Linked DNA regions of Homo sapiens: region 2 is linked to region 1. Evidence: chromatin contacts called from ENCODE Hi-C or POLR2A ChIA-PET data. All regions are on one chromosome and are shown on one strand. Each heading gives the region's core, a stretch centred on a gene start or an enhancer-like site at or near the end of the contact. The rest is flanking DNA. Distances are from core to core; before and after follow the strand shown.

Region 1 (5,474 bases), core at 1,295-3,794:
GTTACATAAGAGCATTCTGTGTACAGGGAATAAAAAGAAAATCATTCTATGGAGTTGTTAGAGGCCTCTGGGTTTAGGGAAATGAAGTTGAGGAAGATATACTATAGTCTTTGAGATTTTAATTGCGTGAGCAAAGAGGAACTAAATAGAAGCAAATCTTCGTTGAAGAGAAAGTAGTCATTATCTGGCTGGGCGCAGTGGCTCATGCCTGTAATCCCAGTACTTTGGGAGGCTGAGGCGGGAGGATCACTTGAGGTCAAGAGTTCGAGACCGGCCTGGCCAACATGGTGAAGCCCCGTCTCTACTAAAAATACAAAAATTAGCTGGGCATGGTAGCAGGCACCTGTAATCCCAGCTACTCAGGAGACTGAGGTGGGAGAATCGCTTGAACCCAGGAGGCGGAGGTTGCAGTGAGCTGAGATCATGCCACTGCACTCCAGCCTGGGCGACAGAGTGAGACTCTGTCTCAAAAAAAAAAGTAGCCACTATCCCTGAAATGTCTGAGTGGCAGGTTCCGTAGACAGCATTTTCATGGAATATTGTCAATCTGCTTTCAGAACCCCTTGTTCTGTATGCCTTTTCAGTCTGGGTGCTAGTCACTTTCCTAAAAGACAGGAATCTTCATGAGCTGCAGAAGGGAAGAAGGAAGTTTGAGCTCACTCTGGAGAAAAGTGGATGTTAAAAGGTCATATTCATTTGTTTTGGTCATCACTGAGTGATGCGATACAGTCCTGGTATGAATCAGAGAGCCTATGGAGAGAGTCAAGATCGGAGGAGTGAGAGCTTGACCTTGAGGAGTGCCAGCATTTAATGATAAGATAGAGGAGGATGCACGGCAGTTGGGATGGGATGGCATGGCCAGAGAGGAAGGGGGAGAACCAGGAATGCCAACCAGTGCATGGTTTAAGTTAACTCTAATGCCACTTAGCTTCAACGTTTTCCACCCTTCCTTTTTTTCCAGGAGATGGCGTTGACTTTCTGTCTTGGTTTCTGAATGCTCTGCACTCAGCTCTGGGGGGCACAAAGAAGAAAAAGAAGAGTAAGTCATTTACTTATAAAAAGGAGTTATTTTGTTCCCTTTTAAAAAACTTTGCGGTCGGTCGCAATGGCTCATGCCTATAATCCCAGCTCTTTGAGAGGCCGAGGTGGGTGGATTACCTGAGGTCAGGAGTTTGAGACCGGCCTGGCCAACATGGCGAAACCCCATCTCTACCAAAAATACAAAAGTTATTCAGGTGTGGTGGGATGTGCCTGTAGTCCCAGCGACTTGGGAGGCTGAGGCAACTTCCCATTCTTTTGTTAACTGTTTATCTGGGGTAGGCTAGTATCTATGTTATAGATAAACTACATGTTCTTTCTGAATAGGCCCCTCTCCATAGTTTTTGCTAGAATATGGTTATAGTCCCAATGATATTTTATTATATATATATTTTGAGACAGAGTCTTGCTCTGTCACCTAGGCTATGCAGTGGCACGGTCTCAGCTCACTGTAGCCTCCATCTCCCAGGTTCAAGCAGTTCTTCTCCCTCAGTCTCCCAAGGGTAGCTGGGATTACAGGCACCCACTACCACGCCCAGCTGATTTTTGTATTTTTAGTAGAGATGGGATTTCTCCATGTTGGCCAGGCTGGTCTCAAACTCCTGACCTCAGGTGATCTGCCCAAAGTGCTAGGATTATAGATGTGATGGTGTCTTGATGTGGGATTGTGGCCTGTTGCTTTTCCCACTGGATGGCCCTGCCCTCTCTACCAGGTGTCTTCAGCCTGTGTTAACCCTCTGAGCTCTCTAACTTGCGTCTTGGCAGGGTTCTAGAACTTGGTTGTGCTTTCTCTCTTGTTGCTTTGATCCTGTTCTGGCCCATCTCTTAGTCTGTCATTGTCCTCTTGTCTTCATTACAGTTTGGACATTGTCTCCCTTTGAAAGTAGCTTATGGTTATGGGAAGTTCCTTGGCTGTACCTTGTTTTGCTTGTGAATTTTTTTGTAATTCATGTATCACCATTCCTTCATTTTGAACACATTTACCTTTTCTTTTATGGACCAGGCCCTGTGATGGAGGATAAAAAGTTGTCTTAAGAGAAATAAAGTAATTATTTACACAAATAATTATAAAGGTACCCTGGTGGTATATAGTACAAAAGGAAACTTCTGTGTTTAGTGAGAGCTCTGTGTCTTTTGCTGGAAGATGCTGGTTTATTTCAGAAATTTAGAAGCTGGAAATATACTTCAGACATGTTTTCCATCCTCACGGAATTTGTCTCTTGCTTCCTGTTTGTGCAGCTATTGTGACTGATGTTTTCCAGGGGTCCATGAGGATCTTCACTAAAAAGCTTCCCCATCCTGATCTGGTGAGTTAATTGAGCCTGGGTCTTGGACTGATTCATATTGCTTGAGGGGACGTAGGGGAGATGAAGAGATGCTCAGAGAACTGACAAGCCTGCTTGCCCTGTGAAGAGGTTCAACAAAGCACCTGCCTAGTGGCAGCTCTGCCTGGTCCCTGTCATACTAGTGCACTTTTTCAGTTTGGGAGTTAGTGGTTGGATGTACTGTGCTGGTTTAAGTGTTCTGGCCACTAGGTGGTGCTGCTGTGTTTTTTCAGAAAGCTCAGCTAAGCTTTCTTTTTGTTTTTCTTAGTCTCCCTCTGTCGCCAAGGCTGGAGTTGCAGTGGCGCCATCTCAGCTCACTGCAACCTCTACCTCCTGGGTTCAAGCGATTCTCCTGCCTTAGCCTCCTGAGTGGCTGTGATTACAGGCGCTTGCCACCACGCCCAGCTAATTTTGTATTTTTAGTTGTGACGGGGCTTCACCATGTTGGTCCAGGCTGGTCTCGAACTCCTGACCTCAGGTGATCTACCTGCCTCGGCCTCCCAAAGTGCTGGGATTACAGGCGTGAGTCACCGTGCCTGGCCCTCAGCTAAGCTTCCTAGATGGTCTTAGAGCTTTTCTTTTTTGAGATGGAGTTTTGCTCTTGTTGACCAGTCTGGAGTGCAATGGCATGATCTCAGCTCACTGCAACCTCCACCTCCCAGGTTCAAACCATTCTCCTGCCTCAGCCTCCGAAGTAGCTGGGATTACAGGCATGCGCCACTATGCCTGGCTAATTTTTCTATTTTTAGTAGAGAAGAGGTTTTACCATGTTGGTCAGGATGGTCTCAAACTCCTGACCTTAGGTGATCCACCTCCCTTGGCCTCCCAAAGTGCTGGGATTACAGACATGAGCCACCGTGCTCGGCCCACTTTCTTTTTTTAATGGATTTTTTTTCCTTTTTGAGACAAGATCTCTGTCACTCAGGCTGAGTGTGGTGGCGTGATTATGGTTCACTGCAACCTCAACCTCCCTTGCTGAAGTGATCCTCCCACCTCAACCTCCCCAGAAACTGGGACCATAGATACACACCACCACACCGGGCTAATTTTTATTTTTATTTTTGTTTAATTTAATTAATTAATTAATTTATTTATTTTATTGAGACGGAGTTTCACTCTTGTTGCCCAGGCTGGAGTGCAATGGCACTATCTCGGCTCACCGCAACCTCCGCCTCCCGAGTTCAGGTGATTCTCCTGCCTCAGCCTCCCGAGTAGCTAGGATTACAGGCGCCACCACCACGCCCGGCTTATTTTGTATTTTTAGTAGAGACGGGGTTTCTCCGTGTTGGTCACGTTGGTCTTGGACTCCTGACCTCAGGTGATCTACCTGCCTCGGCCTCCCAAAGTGCTGGGATTACAGGTGTGAGCCATCATGCCCGGCCAATTTTTTTTTTTTTTTGTAGAGATGGAGTCTCACTGTGTTGCCCAGGCTGGTCTGGAAGTCCTGGACTCAAGCAGTCCTCTCACCTTTGTTCCCAAAGTGTTGAGATTACAGCCGTGAGCCATCACACTTGGCCTCAGGGCTTTTTAGATAGTCTGGTATATAAGCAAAATATCTTTAAAGAAGGAAACCTGTTGGTTCTTAAGTTAATCTAACCAGGTGGTGCATGCCAAACTGCCCAATCTCTCGGGCACTTCTCTTTGTTCTTTCAGATGAAGGAAATGTCGGCGTGGTAAAACATCGGTTCTGTGTTGGTTCCTATACCCGTCACACTCCTTTCCTCTCTTTTCTTCTCATTCATTTCTAGCCAGCAGAAGAAAAAGAGCAGTTGCTCCATAATGACGAGTACCAGGAGACAATGGTGGAGTCCACTTTTATGTACCTGACGCTGGACCTTCCTACTGCCCCCCTCTACAAGGACGAGAAGGAGCAGCTCATCATTCCCCAAGTGCCACTCTTCAACATCCTGGCTAAGTTCAATGGCATCACTGAGAAGGTAGCCCATTAACACACCTGCCCTGCCTATACTTACCCTCGCTCTCTCGACTTTTTCATTTTCTTTTTTTTTTTTTTTTCAAGACAGAGTTTTGCTCTTGTCGCCCAGGCTGGAGTGCAGTGGCGTGATTTCGGCTGACTGCAATCTCTACCTCCCAGTTTCAAGCGATTCTCCTGCCTCAGCCTTCCTAGTAGCTGGGATTACAGACATCCGCCACCATGACTGGCTAATTTTTTATATTTTTAGTAGAGACAGCATGTTGGCCAGGTTGGTCTCGAACTCTTGACCTCAAGTGATCAGCCTGCCTCGCCTCCCAAAGTGCTGGGATTACAGGCGTGGGCCACCACACCTGGCCCATTTTCATTTTATATGTAAGAATCACCACATGTATGTGACGTATTTATTATAAATTATATTGACTTTATTGAGCCTCCCAGACTCGTTGGTATTTCTCACTGGTCACCCCCAACTCTTAACTTATAGTGCCCCTTTTTATTATTTTTTGAGACAGGGTCTAGCTTTATCACCTAGTCTGGGTGATCATGGTGGCGTGATCATGGCTCACTGCAGCCTCAAACTCCTGGGCTCAAGTGATCCTCTCACCTCAGCATCCTAAGTAGCTGGGACTAGACACACTCCACCACATCCAACTAAGTATTTTTGTAGAGAGAGTGCTCACTTTGTTGCCCAGGCCATTCTTTAACTCCTGGCCTCAAGGGATCCTCCCACCTCGACCTCCCAAAGTGTTGGGATTACAGATGTGAACCACTGCCCAACCACAGTGCCCCCTCTTGTACTTCTCATATATCCTGTTTTCAGCTTTCTGCCTGCCTCTGGGGTAGTATAGAGAAAGGAAGGTCATTTAGGAGAGGAGAAACTCCAAAAAGTGGGGAGACATACTTTTTTTTTTTTTTTGAGATGGAGTCTCACTCTGTTGCCTAGGCTGGAGTGCAGTGGTGTGATCTCAGCTCACTGCAACCTCCACCTCCCGGGTTCAAGCGATTCTTCTGCCTCAGCCTCCCGAGTAGCTGGGACTACAGGTACATGCCACCATGCCCAGCTAATGTTTGTATTTTTAGTAGAGATGCGGTTTCACCCTGTTGGCCAGGCTGGTCTCGATCTCCTGGCCTCAAGTGATCTGCCTGCCTCAGCCTCTCAAAGTGTTGGGATTACA
Region 2 (5,452 bases), core at 1,680-4,179, 110 kb after region 1:
CAACGGTCAGGACAGTGTCATGTCACCTGCCAGTGGGAACCTCACTGGGCTCTGCCCACACCCAAGCACTGCTCCTACCTGCCACTTCCTGTCTCCTTCAAGTGGGGACACAGAACAAGCACACTGCACAAGTAAAGCATAGAGCATGTCATAAGGTGAAATGGCTGGTGGCTCCAGCTGGAAACGGGTGGTAAGGGGAGGCCTCAGTGACCAAGTGACATAATGGCAAAGGTTTGGAGGAGGAGAGGAAGCAAGCCATAGGCATTTCTCAGGGAGGTGGTCTGCCCGGCCAAATCCCACCATCTTTCCAGCCTGGTTTAAATGCCTCTTCTTCCAGGAAGTCCCCCAGAGCTGTTTGGCTACACTCTGAATTCCTACAGCTTTTTCCTTAGTGTCTATCACTTCGTACTGGTTCAGACTTGCATTATCTTTCCTACTGGACTCGGAGTTCCTTGAGGTGGGCACTGTGTCTCCTCTTACTAGAATGTCAGCTCCACAGGGTAGAGGTTTTGCTCTATTCACTGCTGCATAACCCCAGGCTTAGCAGGTGCTCTACAGAGGGTAGCGAAGGCTTATGGTGGATAAAGGAAGGGATGAGGATGGTCTCTTTGCAGGACGTGAGCTCTTGATGGCAGAAACCTCACCAAACTTATCTTTCTTCTTTTTTTTTTTTTTTTTTTTGAGATGGAGTCTCGCTCTGTCACCCAGGCTGGAGGACAATGACGTGATCTTGGCTCACTGCAACCTCCGCCTCCCAGGTTCAAGCGATTCTCCTGCCTCAGACTTCCAAGTAGCTGGGATTATAAGTGTGTGCCACCACAACTGGCTAACTTTTTGTATTTTTGGTAGAGACAGGGTTTCGCCATGTTGGCCAGGCTGGTCTCAGACTCCTGGCCTCAAGGGATCTACCTGCCTCAGCCTCTCAAAGTGCTGTGATTACAGGAGTGCGCCACCGTGCCCAGTCACCAAACTTATCTTTCTAACCAGCCCCATTACAGTGCCCGGCTCAGCTCGAGTTCTGTCCAGTGTAAGAATGACTGTTGACTTGAATCCATTGCTCCCAACTCAATTGATCAGGTTGGGGAACCCAATGCCAGAGAAAAGATTGTGGATTCAAGACAACCACAAGTTCTTGGCAGTCAGGGCAGCTGTGCCTTTGACATGACCAACTCTGTCTCTGGATCCACTGTTTTTTTCTGGTCAAAGCAGCTGACTAAATAGCTGAGCAGGTCTTGGTCCAAACAGAGGAGTGGACCTTCATTCACTCAGTAAGTACTTATTGAGTGTCTACTGTGTACTAGGGATTGTTCTAGCGGCTGGGATATAGCAGTAAACAAGGCAGGCAAAAATCCCTGACCTCATGGAACTGACCTTCTAGTGTATGGGAGACAGAAACCAAGCAACCAGTGATATCTATAGTATGGCAGATGATGGTAAATGCCATTGAAAATAAAGCAAGGAAGAGGTAGATAATACTGAAGGGGAAGGGTACAAACTTCATAGAGTGTGATTAGGGACAGCCTCACTGAGAAGGGGACATAGAAACACCAGAAAGGGGTGAGGAAGTGAACCCTGAGGCTACCCGAGCTAAGGGCATTTCAGGCACAGTAAACAGCCAATGCAAAGGCCCTGAGGTGGGAGCCTGCTGGGTAGGTTCAAGGAATGGCAGGGAGCCCTGTGTGGTGAGAGCAGAGTATATGGGCTAGGGCGGGGGATGAGGTTAGAGAGGAAATGGGGGACCAGATGTCAACTTTTGCTCCTACTCGAATGTTTCAGTTCTCTATTTCTGTATAAGAAACCACCCCAAAATGTAGTGGCTTAACACAACCATTTAATATTCTTTCTCATGTTTCTGTTAGTTGACTGGGTTCAGCCGGGTGGTTCTTTAGTGGGTTCCCCCATGGGGCTGCAGCCAGCTAGAGGCTGGGGCTGGAGGCACCCATAAGGTTCTGCTGAGAGCCTTCTTCACTCATATGTCTGGCACTGTGTTGCTTTCTATGTGGCCTCTCTCTTCAGCAGAACCCACCGGGGTTTCTCACTTAGCAACTAAAGGCTTCCAACTGGCCGGAAGCCTAAACAGCCAGTCTCCATAAAGCACAGCAGCACTTCTGCAGGGCTCCATTAGCCAGAGCAGTCACAGGCCAGCCCAGGTTCCCAGCAATGGAGGGACAGACTCCACCTCTCCATGCATGCAGGGAGGGAAGGAATTCATAGCAGCCACGAACATCCGAGCAAAAGAATTCAAGCGGAGGTTTTAAGCAGAGAAATGACATATGTCCTGCTTTAACAGGACACCTGGCCAATGGTGTGGAGATATGTCATGCCAGCCTCCTCCTGTTTTTTGTTGACAACCCTCGTGACCTTTTTCCCTCCCCACTCTCCCTTTCCACTCTGACCAAGAGTCAGGACTAAACCCTACCCCCTGGGCACTGCCCTCTGCACATGTGTTAAGAAGGTACACAGAGCATGTGCTGAGATGGTGCACACAGCGGGTCTCAGGGAGAGAGTGCCCTTATCTGGCATCTGCCCAGCCCCAAAGACTCGGTTTTCCATAATTGGGATGGCCACTTGAATAGAGGAAGGTAGAAGGAAGATTGCAGGAGAGTCTGAAAGAGCTTCCTGCCTGGATGCCTCATCACTGTCCTCTGGATCCAATGTCCTGCTGGTTAATGGTGGCAGTGCTAGCACTGTGAATGGGAGGCGGGGAGGAACTCTGGATTCTTCTTATTCCCCTGGTTGGCCCTTTCTGGAGCTGCTGTGAGTACCACCCCAGGGGGGCACCATTCATGCTGTGTCTGTTTCCACTAGGAGAGTTTCCTCATGGCAGTCTAGTTTCCACTCTTCCTCCCTTTCTCTAACGGGTGCCACACCTACTTTGGAACAATCTGAACAGCCATAAATAGGGACTCCAGATTCAGGAATGCAGAGCTTCATGTAGCAAGCATCCAAGGTTCCATCCTATCCGGCCAAGAAGCAGCTAATCACTGGCCTGCAGGGCTGTCCTGTCTGCACTCGGGTGGTGTGTGCACCAAGGAACTGCTGGGCAGATTCCACTTGCAAGGAGGGAGGGCTCCAGTGCCTGGATACCAAGATCTGGGCTCTATATGCCCTTGCCATCTGACCCTGACTAGAAGGAGCTAGAAGTGCACTGTGCTGGACCAAGGGAGGCCAGTGGCTCCAGCTGAGAGGTTGACAGCAAGAAGCCCACCAGGCTGGCAGCACAGCAGGAAGAGCTGGCTTACACAGGCCAGCCCTATAGGTGGCCCAGTTATCACCTCCCAGATGCTAGTCACTGAGCTCTCAGGAGGCAGCGGACACAGTGGTTCAGAGCTTGGGTTTTGGGGTCAGTTGGCCTGGGTTCAAATCCCATGACTGTTCTTTTTTTTTTTTTTTTTTTGAGACGGAGTCTCGCTCTGTTGCCCAAGCTGGGGTGCAGTGGCGTGATCTCGGCTCACTGCAAGCTCCGCCTCCTGGGTTCACGCCATTCTCCTGCCTCAGCCTCCCGAGTAGCTGGGACTACAGGCGCCCGCCACCATGCCCGGCTAATTTTTTTGTATTTTTAGCAGAGACGGGGTTTCATTGTGTTAGCCAGGATGGTCTCGATCTCCTGACCTTGTGAACCACCAGCCTCGGCCTCCCAAAGTGTTGGGATTACAGGCGTGAGCCACCGCACCCAGTGACTGTTCTTTCTGTTGGCAAGATTATTTTTTTCCCCACTAAGAGCCTTAGTCTTCTTATCTGTAGAGTGGGTTTACTTCCCTGGGTGATGATAAGGATTAGTGAGATAGAGTTTGTATGCACTCCTTGCATGGCAGTATTAAAGAATTAACGATTGCCTGACTTTCTAATATCTGTTCCCAGTGGCCTGACCCCTAAGCTCTTGCTTTGCCTTCCCTTTTTATCTTTATTCCTTTTCCCTAGACCAGCCATCCAAAGGGGTATGGAATCTTCCAGTGACAACATCCCTCGATCCCAGGGTCACCTCAAATGGTTAATTCAGTGGGCGATGTTTTTAATGAAGGGCATAGGGTGTCGTCTGCATTGTACCATCCAAAGGTGTGAGTAGGGCCAAATGGAGCCTTGGGAGACTTTTTATCCTGGAAAGTCTATGAATTCATGAAATCCACATTACTGTCATTACAGGGCCACCACAATGGGCAAAAGTTCCTCATGGGGAGACCGCAGTGTTGTGTGCAGTCCCAATAGTGTGATACCACCAGGGGGTGCTGCCCAGCTGGTCTCTGCCCCAATTCTCAGCAAGGCTGAGGAAGGCAGAAGTGAGAGCCCTTGGAAGACAGGTTTGACCCCTAGGCTGGTGGGGCGTGGGCAGCCAGCCTGGACCTGGAAGGTCTGCAACCTGGCAGGCTGACAATGGCAATAGCAGGGACTCCACATCAATCGGCCTCTTTACAATTTGTCGCCTGTTCCCACACACACCATTCCATCTCAAGACTCAAGAGATGATGCCCAGATAGTGAACAGAGGCTCAGAGAAGTCAGGGAGCTGCTCAAGGTCACACACCTGGTACGTGACAAGGTGAAGATCCCTCTGGGCTTGCCTGTTGCCAACTCTGGGGCCCTGGCATTTGGCCAGCGGGAGAGGCAGCATGTTGAGGAGAAAGAGCCTGTCTGGAAGCCTGTAGCCCGGCTTGGAGCCCTGCTCTACCTCCACCCTGCATGGCTGATCATTCCTATCCAATCCCTTCGCCTCCTCCTGCCCCATGGGATCTCGGTGACCTTCTCCTCTATTTGGGGGGAAGTTGGCACGGGGCTTAGGATCAGTATGAGTGGATCCTTTGGTATTCAGCCAAGATGTGATTTTCCCAGACACAGCTTGGCCTCTTTAAGGACAAAATTCAGTCCTGCTAGAGACTTCTCACACAACCTCACCAGCCACGGGCACCCCAGTCTTCAGCTACACCCAAGTCTGGGATGCAAGGGGGCCTTAGCAGCTGGCTGACCCAGGATGCCCAAGGTCACCATTCCCTAGACTCTAGGCATCATGCCACATGCTGCACATGCTGCGTCTTTGAGTCCTTGCAGCCGTGTGAGGCACGGTATCATTACTCCCGTTTTACAGAGGAAGCTACTGAAGCTCAGAGAGTACCTGAGCAGCCCTGGAGAAGGAGTGTCACTTTTCCTCCATCTCTGCCACTGACTGGCTGGATGCACAGGAGGACTGGGTCTCCAGACAGGAGTGTAAAGGGCACGAGGGTTGCTTGTCCTTATCAGAGGTTTCCTGAGCACCAGCCTTTAGAGACAGGGAGGAAGGCAAGAGTGCGCCTTTGAGGAACGCACAAGCCCAGGAGTTCCAACAGGGCTGCAGTGGAGGCTAAGTTGCAGCAGGACTTTTGAGCAAGCATGCACACAGGCCAGCAAGAGCAATTGGAGGCTATGGTGAGCAGGGAAGGTTCGCGGGAGGAGGGGGACCGGAGCTGTTCATCGAAGGGTGA

The links. A loop is a pair of places that touch in the nucleus more often than their neighbours do. ChIA-PET counts read pairs that join two places held with the same protein, here RNA polymerase II (POLR2A). Pooled maps may share reads with other maps.
Region 2: a pooled map shows a loop between it and region 1 (3-fold over the local background). The contact joins two enhancer-like sites. A Hi-C loop is called at or near these places in 6 of 50 pooled maps. POLR2A ChIA-PET finds 5 or more read pairs at or near these places in 3 of 52 experiments (AG04449, BJ and activated T-cell).

Annotation. Positions count from the first base shown.
Region 1 is chr2:85,635,092-85,640,565 of GRCh38, forward strand. USP39 (ubiquitin specific peptidase 39) reads left to right here. Exons shown (of 13, transcript NM_006590.4): 7 at 962-1,039; 8 at 2,278-2,345; 9 at 4,112-4,300. Among named protein-coding and RNA genes, the nearest start is that of USP39, 22 kb to the left of the region's middle. Within about 2 kb of position 2,545, at least 5 of the 41 ENCODE cell types and tissues checked have a DNase peak (open chromatin) inside an H3K27ac peak, as active enhancers do.
Region 2 is chr2:85,746,467-85,751,918 of GRCh38, forward strand. No RefSeq gene overlaps it. Among named protein-coding and RNA genes, the nearest start is that of ATOH8, 4.8 kb to the right of the region's middle. RefSeq lists a silencer at 4,194-4,414. Within about 2 kb of position 2,930, at least 9 of the 41 ENCODE cell types and tissues checked have a DNase peak (open chromatin) inside an H3K27ac peak, as active enhancers do.